Linked DNA regions of Homo sapiens: all the other regions are linked to region 1. A link is a loop called in an ENCODE intact Hi-C map of the cell type or tissue named here. Cell type or tissue: heart right ventricle. All regions are shown on one strand. Region 1 overlaps ALKBH3 (alkB homolog 3, alpha-ketoglutarate dependent dioxygenase). Region 2 has its middle 46 kb from the start of C11orf96. Region 3 holds the start of C11orf96 (chromosome 11 open reading frame 96).

Evidence for each region. Hi-C counts contacts between places; a loop is a spot of excess contacts. Peaks named below come from ENCODE experiments on the same cell type or tissue, not always from the same donor. Only the 100,000 strongest peaks of a DNase experiment are listed, where the experiment ranks them.
Region 2: it touches region 1 in a loop (3-fold over the local background); 4 of 110 quality-filtered maps call a loop at or near these places.
Region 3: a loop joins it to region 1, with 3 times the contacts of the local background. A loop is called at or near these places in 69 of 110 quality-filtered maps.

Annotation. Positions count from the first base shown.
Region 1 is chr11:43,885,724-43,893,723 of GRCh38, forward strand. It overlaps ALKBH3 (alkB homolog 3, alpha-ketoglutarate dependent dioxygenase), which reads left to right. Exons shown (of 10, transcript NM_139178.4): 5 at 883-930; 6 at 4,002-4,105; 7 at 6,318-6,406. Among named protein-coding and RNA genes, the nearest start is that of ALKBH3, 8.9 kb to the left of the region's middle. In heart right ventricle, a CTCF peak has its summit at 4,680; a DNase peak (open chromatin) is centred at 4,678.
Region 2 is chr11:43,984,722-43,992,721 of GRCh38, forward strand. It overlaps a transcript of ACCSL not described here. Among named protein-coding and RNA genes, the nearest start is that of C11orf96, 46 kb to the left of the region's middle. In heart right ventricle, CTCF peaks have their summits at 3,492 (motif pointing right) and 4,986; DNase peaks (open chromatin) are centred at 110, 2,960, 4,711, 4,841 and 2 weaker places; H3K4me3 peaks cover 613 bases; H3K27ac peaks cover 5,378 bases.
Region 3 is chr11:43,941,180-43,949,179 of GRCh38, forward strand. C11orf96 (chromosome 11 open reading frame 96) reads left to right here and starts at 1,458. Exons shown (of 1, transcript NM_001145033.2): 1 at 1,458-2,699. The coding sequence starts at 1,726. The coding sequence ends at 2,094. It also overlaps a transcript of ACCSL not described here. RefSeq lists silencers at 1,046-1,175, 1,216-1,345 and enhancers at 2,085-2,914, 2,915-3,743, 5,753-6,253. In heart right ventricle, CTCF peaks have their summits at 1,390, 3,752 (motif pointing left) and 6,037; DNase peaks (open chromatin) are centred at 1,332, 2,053 and 3,762; H3K4me3 peaks cover 3,571 bases; H3K27ac peaks cover 6,068 bases.

The DNA.
Region 1 (8,000 bases):
AATCTACCTATTCCTTGCACCTCAGGACCCCACAGTCTATAAAATAAAATAGACATTTAATCAGATAAATTGTAATCTTGTACATCATGAAAAAATAGACTGTAAGGTCTAGTGGTAACACAGAGGATGAGAGGTTAATATTATTTGCCTGGATTAAAGGTCAGGAAAAGTTTAAAGGCGGTGATGCTGAAGCTAGGATTTTTGAAAGGTGAATGAGAGTTTTCCACTGGACCAAAGCTGGAGGTGGATTGGATTGGGGATGCCGGGTGATGGGGTGGCATTTCAGCATGGAAAAGCATGGAGTTAGAAACGTAGTGGTGTATTCAGGAGATTCCAAGCAGTTGATTGCTGCTGGAGGATGATGAGTTTATGGGAGCTGTCAGAAGATAGAGCTACATTATGAGGACCTTGAATGCAGTTTTGGGGTGCCATTGAAGGATTTTAATCAGAAGAGGAACCTCATCAGATGTGTATCTCTGAAAGCAACAGAAGCCCAGAGCCCTGAGATGTGCTTGCTGCCTGTTAAATGTATCCCCTATTCCACATTCTCCAGAGGAGTGCTCTATTTGAAACCTCTTTGTGCAATAGATTCCTGGACCATATCTGCCTCAATTATGGGTAAAATATAAAGGAGTAGAATCAGAATTGATTTTATCCCAGTTTTTGTCTCCATGGCCTGATACTGTCACAGTTCCATTCCAGTGCCATTAATGATATACCATGATCTTCTCAGTGGTAGAAGAAGGTGGGGATTATGCCTCTCTCATAACTAAATGACTTTGGTGAGCCAGGACTTTGGCAGTTCAGAAGGATAACTCTTCCACTGGGTATAGCATATTGTTTTGCCTCAAACTAACAAGTCTGTTTCCTTTGTTTCTTTAGCAGAGAGGGTGTGTATGAAATCAGCCTGTCACCCACAGGTGTATCTAGGTAAGCAAATCCTCACAAGAAGTGACCGTAATTATCACTGAGTTATAGTCTCTTAAAATAGTTTACTCCCCTAGAGAAAGAAAATGTAGTACATATACATTATGGAATACTATGCAGCCATTAAAAGGAATGAAAGCATGTCCTTTGCGGGAACATGGATGGAACTAGAGATCTTTATCATCAGCAAACTAACGTGGGAACAGAAAACCAAATACTGCATGTTCTCACTTGTAAGTGGGAGCCGAATGATGAGAACACAGGGACACACAGAAGGGAACAATAGACACTGGGGCTTGTCGGTGGGTGGAGGGTGGGAGGAGGGAGAGGAACAGGAAAAATAACTAATGGGCACTAGACTTAACACCTGGGTGATGAAATAATCTGTATAACAAACCCCTATGACAAAAGCGTACCTATATAACAAACCTGCATATGTACCCCAAACTTAAAGTTTAAAAAAGTCTACTCCCTTATTTCAAATAGGTAACTTCTGCCCCTTAAATTCTTGGGGAGCAAAAATTTGATAATATCTCCTTTTTATTAGTATTTCTAGCATCAAAATATTTTCAGGTATAGTTCCTAACCTTTCTGTCAGATATAGTAGCTGCTATTTCCCAAGTTTTTTAGATGAGGAAATGAGACCTAGGAAGATTGAATATTTTTTTCTTTTTGAGACAGAGTTTTGCTTTTGTTGCCCAGGCTGGAGTGCAATGGTGCTATCTTGGCTCACTGTAACCTCTACCTCCTGGGTTCAAGAGATTCTCCTGCCTCAGCCTCCCAAGTAGCTGGGATTACAGGCATGTGCCACCAAGCCTGGCTACTTTTTTCGTATTTTTAATAGAGATGGGGTTTCATCATGTTGGTCAGGCTGGTCTCGAACTCCTGACCTCAGGTGATCCACCTGCCCCACCTTAGCCTCTCAAAGTGCTGGGATTACAGGTGTGAGCCACCACGTCTGGCCTGAATATTTTTTCTTAGTGCCACATAATAACTTGACATTAGAATTGCGCCTAGCCTGGACTTCTGTGCTGTGAGTGCTACATTATATTATTATACTTCATGTATATTACATATTGTAGATTATTGTGTATAATGTTACAAATTGCTACACTAGGGTAAATTTCTTTTTTTGTTTTTTTTTGTTTTGTGTTTTGAGACAGAGTCTCACTCTGTCACTCAAGCTGGAGTGCAGTGGCGTGATCTCCACTCACTGCAAGCTCCGCCTCCAGGGTTCACGCCATTCTTCTGCCTCAGCCTCCCGAGTAGCTGGGACTACAGGCACGTGCCACCATGCCCAGCTAATTTTTTTTTTTTTTTGTATTTTTAGTAGAGACGAGGTTTCACCGTGTTATTCAGCATGGTCTCGATCTCTTGACCTCGTGATCCACCTGCCTTGGCCTCCCAAAGTGCTGGGATTACAGGCATGAGCCACTGCGCCTGGCAGTCTTTCTGTTTTTGAGACAGGGTCTGGCTCTGTCACCTAGGCTGGGGTGCAGTGGCACGATCTCAGCTCATTGCAACTTCTGCCTCCTGGGCTCAAGCCACCCTCCCACTTCAGCCTCCGAGTAGCTGGGATTACAGGTGTGCGCCACCACACCTGGCTAATTTTGTATTTTTGTTTGTTTGTTTGTTAGTGATGGGGTTTCGCCATGTTGCCCAGGCTGGCCTTGAACTCCTGGGCTCAAGTGATCTGCCCGCCTTGGCCTCCCAAAGTGCTGGGATTACAGGCGTAAGCCACCATACGTGGCCTAGGATAGATTTCAGTAGTTAAAGCATATACTATTTAGGGTATATTAGGCATTAGTCATTGTTTTAAAAACATTTAAAAACATTGAAACATTAACATCGCCTTAATGCATGAGTATACTAATTGTCACTATAAAATAATGAGACATTTAAAACAAATAGAACTTACACATCTAGATGAATTTCTTCAGAGGAGCTTCTGCTGGAACAATGGCTCTGCCATGGTTATAACCTTTTTTGGAACTGTTATTTTAAAGCAAGTCACTCAAGAAAACCAGTTTTATTGTTTTGGTCATATCTCATTGTTAACTAGATACGGCTTCAGGTAAGCTTTGGCTCTTTCACAAAATCAGATGCACCTTCAAAGAGTGAAGATTTGCTACCAAGGCAGTTTAAGAGAATCTTCCGTGGGCTTTCAGAAGGTATCTTAAGAAAGATATCCAAAATTATTTTGAGCTGCGTTGGCATTGTTGAAATAAACACATATTCAGTGGGAGAAAGAACCCTCATTAGCTGTGTTTATTTTGATACAGTCATAATGAGCTGTAGCTTTTCCTAGAATTAGCATAGTCTCAGAAGACTACCAATTGTTTAAATAAAACAGGGCCAGGCATTTTATTAGTTATTCTTTTTTTTTTCTTTTTTCGAGATGGAGTTTTGCTGTTGTAGCCCAGGCTAGAGTGCAATGGTGTCATCTCAGCTCACTGCAACCTCCACCCCCGGGTTCAAGCGATTCTCCTGCCTTAGCCTCCCAAGTAGTTGGAACTACAGGCATGCGCCACCACGCCCAGCTGATTTTGTATTTTTGGTAGACGGGGTTTCACCATGTTGGTCAGGCTGGTCTCGAACTCCTGACCTCAGGTGATCCACCCGCTTGAGCCTCCCAAAGTGCTGGGATTACAGGCTTGAGCCACTGTGCCTGGACTTATTATTCTATTTACTCTTCACAGTGAATCTATGAGGTTGATGTCATCTCAGGTTACAGATGAGAAAACCAAAGTTCAGAGAGGTTCAGTAACTTGCCCAGGGTTTCACAGCTAAGCAGTACTGAAATACTGTTTGAATTATGATCTATAAAAGCCCTCACCTATCATCCCTTTATCCTTCATTGCCTCTTTTATTTGTCCCAACATGAAAGGAGTTTATTTTATATCTGGAGCCTCATGACCTGGGTGATGTTAGGCTCTGCTTGCTGTGGGAGCTGTGGTAAGATGATTTCATGTACCCATTAGAGGCTGCATCCAGATTAACTGTTTCCACTAACATTTAGAGTCTAACTTATCTTTTCCATGTTTTTTGGTTAACAATGTTCATTCTGCACCCAGGGTCTGTTTGTATCCTGGCTTTGTTGACGTGAAAGAAGCTGACTGGATATTGGAACAGCTTTGTCAAGATGTTCCCTGGAAACAGAGGACTGGCATCAGAGAGGGTAAGTAGATCCCAGAGGTCACAGTTGGTGCTGCGTGTTCTCCCTCTCTGGAATGTTTCCTAGTACCATCACTTCTGCTCACCAAAGCTAGTCTTAAACAGAAATTCAAAACCTGAGATCCTAAGAAAGTAGAATTAGCCAAAAAGGACAGGGAAGAGTATTCCAGGCAGGAGAAACAGCAGGTGGAAGGCCCAGAGATCAGAGAGAACATGGCAGGAGGATAGAGGTGAGAGTTCAAGGAACCAAAGGAAATTTGGTTGGCTGAACTATGGCTGACATACTTATCTCCTTTTGTGTTTGTTCACTGACTTGCTTCAAATGGTGCCAACTTTTTCCTTTCTTCATAGAAAATTACAGAGCTTTCTTTTTTTCTTATCCTATTTTGCATACATTCTTTCACACTCCTTGCTGACTTTGTATTCTTCTTTAACTTTTGCCAGAAGAGTCCAGTCTCCTCTAGCTTCAGCATCTGTACTCTCCTGAGCTTGTAAAAGTGACACGGCAGTTTGTTACCTGAGTTGGAACCTGAATCTCTGCGGGCATCCACAAGCCAACAGTGCCTGTTATACCACAGGCGGTCACTTGGGGGCGTCTGTACTCTAGCATCGAATTTTTTTCTGGCACATTGAGTGAATTTAAATTTTCTGTAAAGAGGCAAAGTATATATAGTTGTCCCTCAGTATCCACAGGGGATTGTTCCCTGTGGATACTGAAATTCATGTATGCTCAAATCCTTTCATAAAAACTATCATAGTGGCTGGGCGTGGTGGCTTACGCCTGTAATCCCAGCACTTTGGGAGGCCGAGGCAGGTGGATCATGAGGTCAGGAGATCGAGACCATCCTGGCTAACATGATGAAACCCCATCTCTACTAACAATACAAAAATTAGCCAGGCATGGTGGTGCGCACCTGTAGTCCCAGCTACTCGGGAGGCTGAGGCAGGAGAATTGCTTGAATCCGGGAGGCAGAGGTTGCAGTGAGCCGAGATCGCGCCACTGCACTCCAGCCTGGTAATAGAGTGAGACTCCGTCTCAAAAAAAAATAAAATAACTATCATAGTATGTGCATATAACCTATGCACATCCTCTAGTATCCTTTAAATCATCTCTAGATCACTTATAATACCTAATACGATGTAAGTGCTATGTAAATAGTTGTTATACTGTTTTTTATTGTGGTATTGTTATTTGTAATTTTTATATATTTTTTGAGTATTTTTGATCCATGGTTTGAGTATTTTTGATCCATGGTGGATGTGGAACCCACAGATATGAAAGACCAACTGTACTGGCTTCATTTTTGTTACTCATGCATCAGAATAGGAGTCAGCTTTCTCTCAGCCTTCAGGACAGCCTTCTCTCAACTCCCACAGTTTCTGCAGCAGGGCTTTTGGTGACAGACATGGCTTTGATTGTTGGCTCTTTCATTCAAAGTAGTTGTTAATTTTAAGCAAATTACAGTTAAGTAACTCTCTGATCCCTGGTTTTCTTATCAGTAAAATTAAATTAATAACAATGTCTTTCTTATAAGGTGGTTGTGTTAATACAATGAGATAACGCATGAGATTGCCTGGTACATAGTAAGCCTTCAGTGAGTATTAGCTGCTGCTATTATTATTATTATTATTGTTCTTATTGTTGTGGCTGATACCAGTTATGGGAAAAAGAGTAGATCTATGGATAACTGCTTCTCTAAATTGGAACATCAAAGCCTTCTGATGAAAATCAGCTGCATGCCACAGTTGGTCAGGGCACTTTTTCCTCCCTTGAATCAAAAAGGTTTACACAACATTGCACACATGAATGAGCAGTTTGTCTTGTTTCTCACATGGATGTTGGTGCCACAAATTTCTGCAGACAGGGGTTCAGTCTCCATATTCTGCTTTTTGAGACCGTCCCTAGTCTGAGCCCCACTGTTCCCCAGTGTGACTCTTTGCCCTCTCTTGTTTATGTCATCACTAATACAAGCAAGTCACCCACATTCTCATCTCAGAGCCTTTGCCCATGTGGTGTCTGCCAACATAGTGGTTTCTCTTGTCCATTCTACTTGCAAAGTCCCATATCTTCTGTGAAGGTGGAACTTTGGGTCACAGCCCATTCTTACTTTTCTTTTGTATTTCTCATAGCACATTGCAAGGCACAAAGTTGGCACTCAGTAGTAACACCTTAAATAGCATTAAACCATTTCAAAGGCCTGTATTTTCTTTCTTAGATATAACTTATCAGCAACCAAGACTTACAGCATGGTATGGAGAACTTCCTTACACTTATTCAAGAATCACTATGGAACCAAATCCTCACGTATGTCAACATATTGTCATTGGTATGGTTTTATAGACTATATACTATGTGTTGAGTGCTATAAAATAACAACAAATTACCTTGCAGAGATTCATGCTGGTTCCTAGTTCAAAAAACCTCTCTGGGTTGAAACATTGAGTCTTTGTGCTTGTCATCCTTCATGTGCTAGAGGATGAGAAAAAACTAGAACTAGAGTAAACTGAACCAGAGTCTAGCATTTCAGGAAAATGAACTATTTCTTCTCCTAATATCCCTCTTTCCCAAGCTTTTCTAGCTGTATTCCTTCTGTGTACACCCTGGTATGCATTTGCTGTGGGGCTGAGTCCTTATGACTGACGAGTGAGGTCAATATGCCTTTTTCTGTTTCTCAGGCTCTTTTGCTATTTGTGAAAAAAAATCTGATGTTTTTCTTGTTAACTTTGTATTTATTCTATGGCTGCAGTTCTCAGACTTCCGTCTGATTTTGCTTTGGCTTGTTTCTGCTGCTGCTTTTGCTTTTAAAAAATTTCCATGAAAGTAGATGAAGATATTCTAGTATATAAATTAAGCTCATCCAGGGGATAGAGTTAAGGTCCAAGAAATAGCTCCCTGTTTAGTTCCTGGAATCTTGCCTTTGGCAAATAATGTTATGTTTTATTGAAAGAGACTTTGAAGAAAATGGAGTTTTGCTTATGGCATTGGGATACACAGAAATGTGACACATTTCAGAGCTTCTAGAAATTTGTAATTGCAAGCTACCACTTTACTAAAATTTCAGGGAGAAAACATTGACTGAGGGAACATGGCCTTTTCACGTAAGGAGATAGCTGCATGCTTTGGTTTCAAGGGCTGCATTTAGAATGTGAGCCAGGGAAGTGCCGAGACCCTTTATATCTGAGGTTGATTTTGAAACGTGGAGATAATAGAATTAGGCCAGTCCAACATAGCCTGCTTTCCTTGTTTCTGTCAGAGTTAATTTATCTTCTTGTCAGTAGTCATAGCAGAGAATTTGAGGATTAAATGGGCTGTGGGGAAGTTCTTTCTCATTCATTCTAGTTAATCTTTTAAAACAAGATTTCTCAACCTCAGTAGTATTGCCATTTTGGGCTGGATAATTCTTTCTTGTGGGTCTATCCCTTGCATTGTAGGATGTTTACCAGTATGCATGACCTCCACCTGTTAGATGTCAGTGGCACCCCTCACCCAGCTGTGACAACCAAAACCAACTCAAGACATTGTTAAACATCTGGGGGGGCAAAATTGCCCCTGGTTAAGAACCAGTGGGAATAAACACAGGATCTGCTGAGTAAAGTAGCCTCTTATTGTCCGACATTTTGGGAACATTTTGACAACTCTTCAAAATAATTTATGACAATCCTTTTTTTTAAATGTTGGTAGTATGTGCTTATTGAAAATTTAGAAACTGCACATAAACAGGAAGAATATTAAAATTCTTGATAATTCTACCCCATGTTTTGGTTCCAATCTTGTTATTTTAGACAAATATACCTAGAGAATCTTTTTTTCTGTAACAATAAAATAGTCCAGGTGTGGTGGCTCATGTCTATAATCCCAACACTTTGGGAGGTCAAGGTGGAAGGATTGCTTGAGGCCA
Region 2 (8,000 bases), 99 kb after region 1:
CCCCTCGTAGGACAATGTTGCACAATTGGTTTCCCAAACAGGGGTCAGGTCCTGTCCCTTTCCTGTCACAGCCTTGCCCAGCAGAGGGGAAATTGTTCTAAGGGTCTAGATGCGGAGAGCAGGTGGCATGTGTCTGCTGGACGGAGCAGAGGCTGCTGGGAAATGGCCAGGGGCTCTTCGAGGCCACCAGAGGAGTGGCCCTGGGCAGGGGCAGTATGCCAGGGAGGGCTGGGGAAGGGGACCTTCATATCACAGCCTTTAGATCCTCCTGGGTAGAGTTCAGAGCTGGATCCCAGGGACCTTCGAGTTGGAGGGAAACTCGGAGAACTGCAGGGCTAAAAGGGGCACTTAGCAAATCCACGAGAGGCAGGGTGGCAGGAGACCCAGGTTCCCTCCTGGCTGCACCAGTACCTGGAGTGCTTTCTCCCTTTCTCAGAGCCTCTTTTCCTGTCCTGAGCATTGGACGCTGCCTCCGCCCCCCTCCCAGTGTGGTTTCAAGGACCATTCAAGATAATGGAAGGCAAAGTGTTTTGAGAAGGGAAGTGTACCTCCAGTGTGAGAGGTGATGTTAGTTAATGATTAATACCTGGGGGCTGTGTTTCCTGGCAGGAAGCTGGCAGGCAGACAGGGAGAGGAGACCAAAGAGAGAGATGGGAGAGCCGAGGCCATGGGCTGACGTTCCCAGAAACCCAGCCTGGACCATTTTCTTAGGCAGGATCTGTTGCTGTGGTAGGAGGAGCTGTTCTTCCTTCTCAGTCTGCACAGTGGCTTCTGCCCATTCAGTTGTTTATCTGACAAATAATTATCATGTCTTCTCCCCTCTGCCCTGCCCACCAGGCCCCAGGACAGCACTGGGCTAAATGCTGAGAATGGGGTTATGAGCAAAATCCGGCTCAGTCTCTGCCCTTGAGGGGCACGGTCTGGTGAGAGGGTACATGGCAAACAGGAAAAGAGAAATACAAATAGTAGATGATTATCATGATCATTGTCACCATTATTAATATCCAACCGCCTTCTTAACATTTCCCCTTGGATGTCTAAAGACATCTCAGGCTGGGCGCAGTGGCTCACGCCTGTACTTTGGGCCGGCGGATCACCTGAGGTCAAGAGTTCGAGACCAGCCTGGCCAACATGACGAAAACTCATCTCTATAAAAATACAAAAATTAGCTGGGCATGGTGGGGAGTATGCCTGTAATCCCACTGAACTCCAGCCTGGGCGACAGCGTGAGACTCTGTCTCAAAAAATATATATAATAAACAAACAAACAAATAAATAAAAATAAAGGCATCTCCAACTGAACTCATCCAAAGCCGAGCATTCCATGTCACCCTCCCCAGTCTTATTAAATGGCATTTATGGGTATCGGAGAGCCAGAGACGTGGGTGCCATTCCTCTTCCCCTTCTCTCACAGCCATCAATTCCTTCAGCAAGCCCCATCATTTCCACCACCTAAAAGCTCTCTATAAAGGGTACGCTTCTTTCACCAACACTGCCACCCTTCAGGTGACATCATCTCTCATCATGACCATTGCCAGCGCTTCCTAACCTGTCTCCCTGCTGTCTTTTTCTCCCACCCCACCCCCACCCCCCACCCACTCTTTTTAAAGGAAAATATGATCTTCAAACATAAAACTGGATTCCAGCAACCCTCTTGCTTACAACCCTTCTCTGGCTTGGCACAGATCTCAGAGTAAGACCCGGGCTTTACATGCTGGTCACGAAGCCCTGGGTTACCTGGCCCTGGCCAGCCTCACAGACCTCTCCCGGGGCCTCCCTCTGCCCCCTCAGGGTGCTCCAGCCACCCACTGTGGCCATTCTTTGATGACAATGCTGAGCTCTTGCTCACTCCAGGGCTCTTGCACCTGCTGTCTCCTCTGCCTGGAAAAACTGTTTCCCTGGAACTTTACTGGGCTGGTTTCCTTCTTATTTTCTGGGATCAGCCTAAATGTCACTTTCTCAGAGAGACAATGAAGACCCAGCCCTTCTCTCCACCAAAGGCATCTCAACGTTTGCCTGCATCACATGAGTTTGTCAACTGGGATAATCCTTTATTTGCTCATTGGCTGTTTGTCTCCCCCATAAGTGCAGGGAGCTTGTCTACAGGGTTTGCGGTGCAAATTCTAGATTCAGTGTATGAGACACCCCAATAAACTTTTGTTAATGAGATGATGGTGAGTGCTCCCTCACCACCTCCATCCCAGAAGAGGTGAAAGCAAGAGCTCCTTAGAAAGAGCCAGAGACAGTGTGATTCCAGGACTCTGGAAAGTAAGTTCTAGCAATTCCCCCACTCCAAGTACTGGCATGGTGTGGCACAGCGGGGCCTGGGACCCTGGCTGCTCTCCCCAGTGACCTGCCCCCCACCCCCGAGTCTTCTTCAAGAAGAACAAGCAATGGATCCTTGACTCCCCTGTCACTGTTGTAGGGACACGCCCATCAGGATTTCCATCCCTTTGTCCATCCTTCCATCCATCCATTTATTCAACAGATACCTACGGAATCTTCTGAGAACCTGAAGTTAGAAGACCTGGGTCCAGGTGGTGGCCCCTGCCACCAACCCACTCTGGTAGCTTTGGACAGGTCTCTGCCTCCTTCTGGGCCTCCGTTTGTTCCTTTGGAAAGTGGGAGTGTCTGGACCAGATGGAGGAATTTCCAGACTCCTCCTTTCAGAAACGGCAGCTTCCGTGGCCCAGGTGGGAAGGTGTGGCGGGGGACGGGGCTGCAGGGTGGCTGACTCAGAGCCTAGGGAAGCCCCAGTCGCTGCTTCTAGCAAGAAGTTGGCGCTAGGTATCCTTTGGCCTGTGGTCAGTGTCCAGCTGCAGCTGCTGTCTGGGAATGGAGGGAAGCAGGACAGGAAGTGGAATCTGGGTCACCAGTCCCCCAAGCCTCCCCCACAGCACCTCCCCCACTCCCTGGCTGGCTCTGCCTCCCTCTGAGCCACAGCGGTCATCCAGGCCAGGTCCAGTGACTGTTTCTACCCGGTGAAAGGAGGAGGAGGCATCACAGAGCCGGAGACCTGGCCGACTTCCCAACACAGCCCGAATCTCTTCCCAGTATAATCCAGCGCTCGGGGGGGTCAAGGCCAAGGCAGGGTGGAATCCCGACAGAAGTTGGTCTGTGGCTGGGATGTGGTGGGAACAATAATGTGCGTTTGGCAGGCAGAGAAGATTTTTCCTTTCGGGCATTTCAGACAATGCTTCTTCCCCCACCCCCCCGCAGGGAATTTTCCTGGGCCAAGAACTGACAGACCCTGAAAGAATCTGCATGGAAAATGGTTTCAGTCCCAGGGGTTAGAGCTGCTTTTTCCCACCCCCACAGGAAGGATGAATGTCCCTGATGCCCTAGCCTCAGCTCCACCATGAGGTGGACCCTTTCTTCTGTGAACTTGATCCTCTCACTGGAAAGTCTCCTCTCTGCTTTTAGGGACAGTAGTTTACAAAACTAATTCATACTAGGGTGTGAACAACTCACTCCCTGTTAGCTGTTAGGGATCTCTGTTCCCCCGCTAGGGGGAACCCTGGCAGGGCCTGCCTGGAGTGCCCACACCACTCTCCCTTACCCTTCGTGTTACCTCCAAAACACGGGGGTTCGTTTGCCTGGTGAGTAACAAATAACTCTTCATCAGAACTCAGGTTTTGATCAATAGGCGTTTTATTACTTGGCGCAAGTAAGGAGCTCCCTGGGAATATTCTCCAAAACAGTGTCTTCTAGAGGGAAGGTGACAGGAGGGTGTTACGGAGCCATGGAGAGGGGAGAGGTTGCATCATCGCATGTAGAAGGGGGTCTCGGTGGCGTAGATGCAGTGAGTCATTTTGCCAGCACACAGGCCGAATGTTAGAATAATAAAGCTACAGCTTCTCCCAGGGCAGAGACTTTAGCGTGGTAATAAGGAAAGTTCACTCAGGCTTATCACTAAGCTGCTGGGGTCTGTCAGGGTCTGTCACCTACTTAAGCAAGCAGGCCACTCGGTTCCACACAGGGTTTAGGAAGAAACAGGCTGCAGGGCAAGAGGCTGCAAAACAGGATGATTGCTCTTAAATTCCTCTAATCCTAGGAGACCATTTCTGTCTGCTGATTCTCTCTTCTTTTTTTTTTTTTTTTTTTTTTTTTGGAGACAGGGTCTGGGCTGGACTTGAGCTCCTGGGCTCAAGCAATCCTCTCTCCTCGGCCTCTAGAGTAGCTGGGACTATAGGTACATGCCACCACACCCTTCTCCCCAAACTTCCTACTGCTGTGGTCCTCACCCGCAGCCAAAAGGCAGGTGTGACAGTGCGAAAGATTGGTCCTCCCTGGGTTCTAACTGGTGAATCACAAACTCGGTTTTCTTCACGGGGAGCTGGTCTAAGGTCAGATTCAGCCAAAAGGCAGGGGACTAACAGTGGCGTTTAGGGCATGTGCAGGCTGCAGACTTTGTGGCCAGGCCTCAAGCTGCTGTGTGGGGAGGCTCAGCGCTGGGTTCAGCTCTGCCGCTCATCAGCTGTGTGGCCTTGGACCAGTCACTTTACCTCTCTGAGCCTCAGTTTTCTCACCTGTGAGATGATGACGATCTGGCCTGGCAATGATGCCACAGAGTCAACAGAAGAGGAACAGGGGAAGGTCTGGGTGAGAGGTGGGTTGCAGACAGTCGGAGCCCTCCACGGATCTCCCCTCCCCCGCCTGCCTTCCTGCCTAGGCTTGGCCAGATGGTGGGAGCTGGGAAATGCAACAGAGCTGCACGCTCCTGGTCTATTTTGAGAAGCCTCCTGTTTCCTTTCCTGCCTGGGGCCATGTGGTTACTGCAGGTCTCTGCTTACAGGACAGGCTCAGAGGGCCTGACCTTGGCCTTCCTCTGCCCCTCACTCCCAGCCCTTCCCTTCCTCGTGGTCTGGACCCCATAAATCCCCATATCCTGGTTCCCAGCCCAGGCACCATGGCCCCCACCCAGCAGGGGTGGAGATCAGGCTTTCACAGGGGATTTGGGGCAGAGGACTTTCCACTTCTCTGCACTATGGAGGAGCCAGTGAGCTGTCCCACCACATCCAGGTCCCTTTGCTGCAGAGCCTTGCTGTTGGTGGCTGCCAGCATCTCCAGCTTACTGCAGGGGTTGGGGGTGGAGTCTTCCACACTCTCCACACAGCTTCCTCCAGAGCCTCCTCAGGGTCCTGCAGAGAGAAAGGGCCACCCAGAACGCTGGCGGCCCCGCCAAGAGGTCAGGCAGCCCCTGGCTTGTGGCCTGCCTTGTCTGAGTTCCAGGTCAGCAGAGGAAGTGGTGGCCCCACATGCTGTCAGTCGCCATGCCAGAAACTTAGCAGCCACCCATGATTCCTCCCTCTCCCTTACTCCTCCCTTCCCAGAGCCCTGACCCCAGCATGCCTGGCTTTGAGTCCCACCTCTATCACTTACCAGATCTGTAACCTCTCACCTCTCTGTGCCTTAATTTACTTGCCTGTGAAGTGGAGATCAGGAGAGCACCTACCTACTTCATTGGTTTGTGGGGAAGAGATAATAGTTAACACTGACAGAGTGCTTAGGACGTTGCCTGGCTATCTTAGTCCGTTCTGCTGCTGCAACAAAATACCTTAGACTGGGTAATTTATAAATCATAGTAATTTATGTCTCATTGTTCTGGAGGCTGGGAAGTCCAACATCAAGATACAAACAGATTTAGTGTCTGGTAAGGGCCTGTTTTCTGTGGGTCATAGATGGTGCCTTCTTACCGTTTCCTCGCGAGGTAGAAGGGAAGAATTCTCATCTCTTCAGCCCCTTCTGAGGGCTCTAATCCCATTCATGAAGTGGAACCCTCATGCCTTAATACCCCCTAAAAGCCCCTCCTCTTAATACTATCACATTGGTGATTAAGTTTCAACATATGAATTTGGGGAGATGCATTTAGACCATAGCTCTGGCACATAGCAACTGCTCAATTAATGCTAGGTCTTGTTATCAAATTGGTCAACACATTCCACCCACTCCAATTCTTTGGGATTGCTTCTGCCTCCTAGATTTCTGTCCTCCTTTAGCCGCTCCTGGTGCACTGCAGAATGCTTCTCACTGGTTTCGCCATCTCTTTCTTCCACCCCACTAAAGCCAGGGGTGTGCCGTGGCTCACACCGTAATCACAGCACTTTGGGAGGCCGAGGTGGGTGGATCACTTGAGGTCAAGAGTTCAAGACCAGCCTGGCCAGCAGAGTAAAATCCTGCCTCTACTAAAAATGCAAAAATTATCCAGGTATGGTGACAGGTGCCTGTAATCCCAGCTACTTGGGAGGCTGAGGCAGGAGAATCACTTGAACCCGGGTAGCAGAGGCTACAGTGAGCCCAGATCATGCCACTGCACTCTAGCCTGGGCAACAGAGTGAGACTGTGTCTCAAAAAAGAAAAAAAAAAAAGTCTGATTAGTGTCACAGGGTTTTGGAGTCAGAGAGATTCATTCATTCACTCAACAAATATTTATTGAGGGCTTACTACATGCCAGGCCCTGTTCTGAGCACTGGGATATGGCAGTGCCCTATGCAAAGTCTGAAGCTTGTATTCCAGTGGATTTAAATGCCATTCCTGCTACTGGGTGGACTTGGACAACTTCCTAATCTCTTGCAGCCTCCATTTTGTCATCTGCAAAATGAGATCACAGAAACCTGCCTCATGGGCACACAGCTGCACACACAAAGTGTATGAAATATTTCCCAGGTGGTAGCTCTAGAATGAGAACAGTGAGGATGGTGTCATTCAATTCCTAAGTTTCCATGGTTCATGCTGGGCTCAGGTGTGGCATTCAAGCTGTCCAAGATCTGGATCCAATATACACCCCCCTGGCAGGGTGTGGTGGCTCACACCTGTAATCCCAGCACTTTGGGAGGCTGAGGTGGGCGGATCACCTGAGGTCAGGAGTTCAAGACCACCCTGGCCAACATGGCGAAACCCCATCTCTGCTAAAAATACAAAAATTAGCCGGGCCTGGTGGTTGGTGCCTGTAGTCCCAGCTACTCGGGAGGCTGAGGCAGGAGAATTTCTTGAACCCAGGAGGCAAAGGCTGCAGTAAGCTGAGATTGCACCACTGCACTTTGGCCTGGGTGAAAGACAAGACTCTGTCTCAAAGAAACAAAAACAAAAACAATCCGCACCTCCCCCAAAGCCCACCAGCCCAGGATCTAATGACTCCCTGATAATCAGGCCACCCCAAGTGTCTCATTGCTCCTCAGACAATTTGGTCCCTTCATATCTCTTAACTTTGCACACACAGTTCTCCTATCTGGGAACTTAAGCCCCCTCACTTTCTTTTCTTAACAATCCCCTCCCTCCCCATCTTTTTTTTTCTTTCTTTTTTTCCTTTTTCTTTTCTTTCTTTCTTTCTTTCTTTTTTTTTTTTTTTGAGACAGGGTCTCACTCTGTTGCCCAGGCTGGAGTGCAGAGGCGTGATCATGGCTCACTGCAGCCTTGACCTCCTGGGCCCAAGGGATCCTCCCACCTCAGCCTCCTGAGTAGTTGGAACTACAGGTTCACGCCACCATGCCTGGCTAATTTTTGTATTTTTTTTGTTGAGACCGGGTTTTGCATGTTGCCCAGGCTGGTCTCAAACTTCTGAGCTCAGGCGATCCCCGCCTCTCCTGAAGTGTTGGGATTACAGGCGTGAGCCACCGCGCCCGGCCCTCCCCCATCTTTTCAAGGCAGCTGCATCTACATGCTTTGCAGGATAGTCTTTCCAGCCTCTCACACAGGACAAATCCCTCTTAGATCTGGGCTCTTCCTGCCAGGTGTCCACGCTTCCAGTACATACCTTCCCATAGTATATCATTACTGTGTGGCCTCAGCTGCTGGGCAGGAACGGGTTGCATTTATCTTTGTGTTCCAGAGCCTAGCACTGGCTTGGCATATTGTGGACACTCATTGGCATTTGATTAGAGATACCTCTAATGACCCACTTAGTTTACCCAAGTGAAAGGTATGATCAATGTTAGAGATTCATGCGCCACTGGAAGAGAAAGGCATTGGCAAGTGCCATCCCCACTACCAGCTGCAGCAGA
Region 3 (8,000 bases), 55 kb after region 1:
GAGCAGCCTTTCCTGGTCCCGTGCTCTAAGCATCTCACCACCTGCATCCCCAGCTCATCGCCCTACTTTATTTCACCACAAAACATGTTCTTCTTCGTGTGTGTATCATCTGTCTCTCCCCACAACACCCCACTCCCATTAGAATGTAACTTTCATGAGGGCCAGGACTGTACCTTTCTTGTTGGCTTCCATGCCTTTCCTGAGCAGGAAAGTAACTTCTCAGTAAATCTGTGTTGAGTGGATACGGAAAGGACGGAGGCCAAATCCCACTGACCCCCTCCTTTTTGGGTGGCCCTGTGAGCCCTGCTGGGTGCCTGTCAGTGCCCCACATCTCAAGCCCACTTGGCCATGGCCAGGCTCACAGTTTCCTCTTGGGAGTCCCAGGACATAGGGCAGGGACTGCCCTGTGGACCTGCTCTTAGAGACCTTGGGAACACTGGTGAGATTTAGCTCAGGGTACTCACCCTCAGCAGGGGGCTGTCAGAGCATGGACTCTGGAGTCAGCCCATCTGTTTCCATCAGATACTAGTGGACCAGTTACTTATCCCCTCTGTGCCTGGTTTTCCCATATGTAAAAATGAGAGAATACCAATTACCTCATAGGGCTGCTGCTGTGAAGATTAAACAGGATAATATACGTAAAACAGAGCTCATGGTTGGCTTGGAGTAAAGCTCTCCAGATGGTAGCTATTATTGTTGTTGTTGTTGTTAGTGCCATATCCAAGTGTCACTCTTCAGAGCATGAATGGGGGTGCCCGAGGGACTTGGGTGGGGGAGTGAGGAGACAAACATAAAGAAGACATCTAGGGAAGGGAAGAACCGGAATGGAATAATCGAGATGTGTTTGCATTCGTGCGTGTGTGTGTGTGTGTGTGTGTGTGTGTGTGTGTGTGTGTGCGCGCGCGCGCCTGCGGAGGGGGGTGGCAAGGATCCAGAAGGGGAGCCCACCCCTTCTTCCGAGCTCAGCTCTGGGGAGCCGGGCGCTCAGGCTCGCCAGGCTGCAAAGAGAGCTGAGAGCTGCCTCGCGCCCCGCGCAGAACCGGCGGTGGAATAACCAGCGCCTCAAGTGTGTGCATCTGGGACCAGGGGGCGGGGGAGGGGGACCTGCGGCCCCGCGGCCAACCCGGTTGGTGCAGACTTGGGGATCCCAGAAGGGACAGTGCCCGCCCAGTCGCGGCGATTGAGGGTCCCTGTCCGGGCGCAGCTCGGGCCAGCCGCGTGCTCCGGGGCCGCGGCTTCTCCCGGAACCCCCGCGGGCGGGGCCTGCCTTCCGGAGCCGGTTGGCGGGGGGCGGGCGGCGCCGGGGAAGGGGCCGTTACTTTCCCAGAGCGGCGGGGCGACGTCAGGCGGAAGGGCGCGGGGCGCGCACGCTTTAAATGGCATTCGCTGTCATCCGAGCTCAGAGCCGTGTGGGCAGCCGCGGGCTATATAAGCCGCGAGCCTGGCCGCCGCGGGGCAGACGGCGACAGCAGCGGCGGCGAGCGCCTCGGAGCGCGGCGGAACAGCGCCCCCCGAGCCCCGTGCCCCCCGACGGGTCCGCCCGCCCGCCCGCCCTCCCGAGGAGCGCCGGCCCGGGCCCGCGAGGGCCGCCGCCACCCCGCAGCAGATTTGGATCCCCCGCCCGGCGAGCCCCCGGCTGCTGCCTCCCGGGGGGCCCCGGCGCAGCGGCCGCCCTCGGAGAGCCCCGGCGCCCCGCCGCCCGGCCCCGCAGACGCCGGAGGCGCCATGGCCGCCAAGCCCGGCGAGCTGATGGGCATCTGCTCCAGTTACCAGGCGGTGATGCCGCACTTCGTGTGCCTGGCCGACGAGTTCCCGCAGCCCGTGCGGCCCGCCAAGCTGCCCAAGGGCCGGGGCCGGCTGCGGCGGCCGCGCCAGTCTCGCTTCAAGACGCAGCCGGTGACCTTCGACGAGATCCAGGAGGTGGAGGAGGAGGGGGTGTCCCCCATGGAGGAGGAGAAGGCCAAGAAGTCGTTCCTGCAGAGCCTGGAGTGCCTGCGCCGCAGCACGCAGAGCCTGTCGCTGCAGCGGGAGCAGCTCAGCAGCTGCAAACTGAGGAACAGCCTGGACTCCAGCGACTCCGACTCGGCCCTGTAAGGGGCGCCGCCCGCGGGGGGGACGCGCGCGTCCGCGGTCCGCGCGGGGACCGGCGTGTGAACCCCGAGAGTGCCCGCGCCCTGCTCCCGGGGGACCCGCAAGGACCCGGGACCGCCGCTCCTCGCGCGCTCGGACTCCCGCCCCGCTGCGAACCGGTCGGTGCGCCCCTCGCCGCGCTCGCCCTGGCCCGGGAGCGCCGGGAGCGGGGCCGCTTTCCTCGTCCTTGTAAATGTTTATTTTTTAACTCTTCCCAGTGCGAACTCTGCTGTGAGTGTGTGCGGGGAGGCGCGCCCGCGCTGAGTCGGCGGCGGGTAGCCACTCCATGCCCTTGTCCGATGGTTTGCAACTCCGATTTTGCACACCGCTCCACCGTGCCCCCCAGCGCACACCCATTCACACTCACGCCAACACTCTCGCTGAACACTTTTATAATTGTTAGGCGTGGCCGTTGGGACTTTGGGCGCAGCGCGGCTGCTACTGCGTCTGGAGGATTGATATTTATTTTTGCATTGCGATGGCTGAAGGCATTTATTTAACGATCTTTTTACCTGGATATGTCTGTGAGGCTCCTGAAAGGAGACAAATAAAGTCAATATATTTGCACAGTGCAGTTTTCCAGGCTCTTGACTTTTTGCACCTTCGGGGTCCAGGCTCCCAAGACTCGGGGAGGTGGGGGAGGAGGTGGCAGGGGGATGTCGGACCAGGGAGCCGGGAGTGGAGCTACCTCCACAAGCTTCGGTCACCGGAACGAGGTTGCGCCACCGGTGCGCGGGTCGGTTGCCTGCCTCCCCAAGTGGATCCACCCCCGGTCCAGTGTGCTCCTGCGTCCCTGGTCTATTCCCCATCGCCGGCATCCGGGCTGAAGTGAAGCCGCAGGAGGGGCGGAGGCAGAGCTGACGATGGAGAGCTCTCTCCTCCGTACAGTTCACTTCCCAGAGCTGGGGTCAGGGTCCTCGCCCCGCACCCGCCACAGAAGACGCATCTCCCTCTGCGCTGATTCCTGGCGGCGGGTGGGGAGATGTCGGAGCCAGCAATGCGAGATGTTTGGGCGTTGGGACCCGAGAGTGGGCTGGAGGCCAGCCTGGGTTGGTCGAGAGTGTGGGTGCGCGCTCGCTGTCGCGGGCAGGTGACTCCCTGACCGCAGTTGACCCAGCGCAGTGCCTGGCGCTCCTGCGCTGCGGGGAAAACCGCGGCCGCTATGTCTCCAGCCGTTCTCTGCGCTCCGCAGGGTTCCTCCAGGAGGGTGGGGCATGTCTTTGGTTAGAGCCTGAAGGGCACCTGGGTACCATCGAGTCCTTCCCTTCTCCCCGCCCCTGCCTTTGTTTACATATGAGAAAACAAGCCTAGGGTAACAGGGAGAGGAGCGCCCCCAGTTCTCCGCACTCCTGGTCCAGGACTCTTGCACCGCAGGAGTTTGTCTTTCCAGTGCTCTTCAGCCACTTCCCGAATCCCTGTCTGCTTCCTAAATCCTCTGGTTTAGCAGTGTGGCAGGGCCACCTGGCTGCAGATGGCCACCAAGGTAACAAACTACATTTGGTTGAGCCGGGCAGGTCCCCACACTGGGGCCCTCTCCCAGACCCTCCCTCCAGGATTACTCCAGGGCTGACCCACCCTGACAGGTTTAGGGCTCCTGCTCCGGTTGCGGCGTCTCTGTGCTCGGGCGCCCTCTGGTGGTGGGGCTGGTGCGTGGGGGTCAGGAATCTCTAGGAGATACCCAGTCTCTCAGCTGCAGCGCAGAGCTCTGGAGAAGACAGCAGAGGAAACGAAACAAAGAAACAAAAATGGAACTACAGGGCCGGAGAGGGTGTTCTTCCCTCGGCTCAGAGAGAGCACAGGCTATGGCCTTGGTGGCTGTAGTATTTGGCCCGTGTCCCAGTCCCTGAGAACACGCTGGCCCAACAACGGGTTCCACTGTGGTGGGGTATCATGGCAGGAGACTCTTAACCTGCAAAGGCCTCAGAGATGTGAGGCCACTGTGGGTCGATGCTTTATTCCAGCCAGGGCAGCTGCCACCACTGGACTAGTTTGAGCTCCACGGAGTGGGAGGAACTTCCTCTGAGCCCAGCCTCATTCTCTTCTCTCTCCAAAGAAACTCCCTGAGGACAGAGGGGCGGACTCCACATCCTGTGCCCCTCTCTCTGTCTTACCTCTTCGGCAGCAGCTCCTCTTTCTACTCTTCAGGAGCTAGATGTCCCAAGTGTCTGGAAGACCTTCCAGTGGGCTTCTAGACCCTTCAGGCCTGAGATCCTCCCCTCTGCATAGCCTTCTCTCGCGGAAGAACCTCCTTCTCAGCCGGGCAGTGGTTCACGCCTGTAATCCCAGTACTTTGGGAGGCCTAGGTGGGCAGATCGCTTGAGCCCAGGAGTTCGAGACCAGCCTGGGCAACATGGTGAAATCCTATCTCTACAAAAAAAAAAAAAAAAAATTAGCCGGACGTGGTGGTGCACACCTGTGTTCCCAGCTATTCAGGAGGCTGAGGGGAGAGGATCACCTGAGCCCAGGGAGGTGGAGGCTGCAGTGAGCAGTAATTGCGGCACTGCACTCCAGTGTGGGTGACAGAGTGAGACCCTGTCTGAAAAAACAGAAACAACAAACAAACAAAAAGAACCTCCTGCTGCCTTCAGCCCCTACCTGAAGGGTCTCCTTGGGTTACCCCAGCCAACAACAGAGGTTATTGAGGGGACCATATTCCCTGCTCAGCTGTGGGCAGGCCCAGCACTGAGTAGGTGCTTCTGAAATGTTTGGGTTGAAATGAATAAAGAGGTGCTGAGGAAAATCCATTCCTATCTTGCCTGCTTCTGTTTTGTTGTTGTTGTTTGTTTGTTTGTTTTGAGATGGAGTCTCACTCTGTCACCCAGGCTGGAGTGCAGAGACATGATCTCAGTTCACTGCAACCTCTGCCTCCCAGGTTCAAGCGATTCTCCTGCCTCAGCCTCCCGAGTAGCTGAGATCACAGGCATGCCTGTGAGTAGTAGCCACCATGCCCAGCTAACTTTTATATTTTTAGTAGAGATAAGTTTCACCATGTTGGCCAGGCTGGTCTTGAACTCCTGACCTCAAGTGACCTGCCCTCCACGGCTTCCCAAAGTGCTGGGATTACAGGCGTGAGCCACCATGCCTGGCCCTGGTTCGTTTTTTAAGTTATTCTTGTAATTTTTTATTGCCCTAGAAATATTTGTTTATTATAATACAAAACAAGTCAGTCATATTCCCACCACCCAGAGATAAATAAGTTAACATTTTGGAGGTGATGCCTATATATGCATGTTTATTTTCTTTTACCAAATGAGTTTGTATTCTACATGCTATTTTTCAACCTGCTTTTTAAATTAATTGGATTTGCATTTAGTATCAGTATGCATCGATCCACATCATAGCTTTTCATAAATTCTATTGAATAGATACTCCATATTTAATTAAGTGAATGCCCCACTATTTAGTATAAAAGTGATGTCTTATTTGTCCCAGTTTCTTAGTTTTCCCACAAACGGGTAGTTCTAAGGGTTGATGTGGAGAGAAGCCTGATAGAAGCCGTGTCCCAGAGAGGCAGAGGGAGGGAGTTTGGGATGCTGCAGTATTAGAGGGATCAGGCTGGTCCTGGAAAGCCATGGCCCATGGGCTACATGGGGGTTGCTCTCTGGTTCTGAACATCTCTGCCCTGCACAGAGGAAGGAGGGCAGACTGGAGGGTAGGGAGCTTGTGTTAGTCCGTTCTGTGTTGCTATAAGGGAATATCTGAGCTAGGTAATTTGTAAAGGAAAGAGAATTATTTGGCTCACAGTTCTGCAGGCTATACAAGCATGGCACCAACATCTTCTTCTGGTGAGGCCTTGAGAAGCTTCCACTCATGGTGGAAGGTGGAGGGGGAGCAGGCATGTCACATGGCCAGAGAGGGAGCAAGAGGGAGGCCAGAGTCTTTTAAGCAAGCAGCTCTCCCGTGAACCAACAGAGGGAGAACTCACACATTGCCGTGGGGAGGGCACTAGCCATTCATGACGGATCCACCCTTATGACCCAAACGCTTCTGACCAGGCCCCGCCTCCAACACTGGGGGTCACATTTCAACATGAAATTTGGAGGGGACAAACATCCAAATCATATCAGAGGTCCTACCAGGCCCCTATGCAACGGCGGGGGCTCAGCTCCTCCCTGTGCTCACAGGCATTCCAAGGTGGCACGCAGCTCCAAGGAGAGGCAGGCTGGGGCCGGCTGGGCTGGGCCAGATATTAGAAGAGGAGGGAAGAGTGGGCAAGACATACAATGAAGGAGCAAGAGAGAGCAAGAGTCAGAAAGAGGTGGAGAGGAAGGAGGTCCCTCAGGGAGACAGGAAAACTCAGTGACAGAGAGAAGGCAATGGAAAGAGAAAGAGATGCAGGGGAATAGGATCAGGAGCCAGAGGATGTTGGATGTTGAGAGACAGAAGGATAAAGGCCCCCCTGGGAGATGGAGAGACACTGAGACAGTGAAAGAGAGAGAGAGAGAGAGAGAGAGAGGGAGAGAGAGAGACCCACAGGGGTAGGAAGGAGGGAAGGAGAATAGGAAGAAGGGTTCCTGGATAATGGGGCTCAGAGGAGAGAGAAGACAGGAGCCCGGGCATCTGAAAGAGCTGTGGAGCAGGCATGAGCTGGGTGGGTGGATGACTGCCCAGCTGGCTGGATTTATAGGCCTGTCCAAGGAGTCACCTCTGTCCTTCCCCTCCCTGCCTGGGCTTCAGCCTGCAGTCCTAGCCTGGGTGATGAGTTTTCAAACAGGCTGGAGCCCAGACCAGGCAGAGGTAATAGGTGGCCATCCCAGCTCTGGCCAACAGCCAGCTAAACATTTCTCTCTGGCCCTGGGGGAGATGTTTAGCAGAGAGTTCCTTTTGCTGATTTAAAAGCCATCTTGGCTTTTGCAGCCCACTGTGTGGCAGGGCTCTAGAGGGAAGGGCTGCCCATGAGCCCAGGGAATTGAGGTCAGCTATGGACTTCAGCTCTCCCTCCTGAAGCACATTTGGGGTAGGCCTTAGGCCCTTTGGCCTCTGGAAAAATAGCAGAGGGGATAAAGGCCACCATTCAGTGAGCACCTCCGATCAACACTCTACTTTCATCCTGATAAAGTTTCTCAGGCATTTTACAGGTGAGAAAACTGAAGCTCAGAGGGGTTAATTTTCTTGACCAATGCTACACAGATAGTCAGGGGTGAGCTGGGTTGCAACCCTTTATTTATTTATTTATTTATTTGAGACAGAATCTCCCTCTGTCACCCAGGCTGGAGCGCAGTGGAGCAATCTTGGCTCACTGCAACCTCTGCTTCCCAGGCTCAAGTGATCCTCCCACTTCAGCTTCCTGAGTAGTCAGCACTAGAGGCATGCACCACCACACTTGACTATTTTTTAAATTTTTTGTTGAGATGGGGTCTCCCTATATGGCACAGGCTGGTCTTGAACTCCTGGGCTCAAGCAACCCTCCCACCTCAGCCTCCCAAAGTGATGAGATTACAGGTGTGAGTTACTTCTCACTGTAACCCCCTGTGGCACAGCCATGAGACTGGGCTTGGCAGCTCTCCTGCTACAGGGAGTGTAACTGACCAGCAGGTGCTCTGGGTTTGAATCTATTGCCTTCTTTGACTGAGGCTGAACCCCCCTAGGGGCTGCTCCCTGCAAACATATGCATAGCTGGAATACTGAGGCAGAACTGTGCTTGGGAGATATGAGATTTCTTTGTTGTGGTCTTTGGTTCAGAGATTCCCTAATGGCTCTGCTGAAGCTGTTTGAGCCTGCAGCATGATTGATGGACAACCACTCTCAGGGCCAGATTTGCATAGTGGCCTGCAGGCCCTCCCAGTCTTCCCAGCTCCTTCTGTGTGACTGCACACAGGCATGACTCCTTTTCAGATCCTCGCACATTTCATCCCATCATGGTGTCTGCT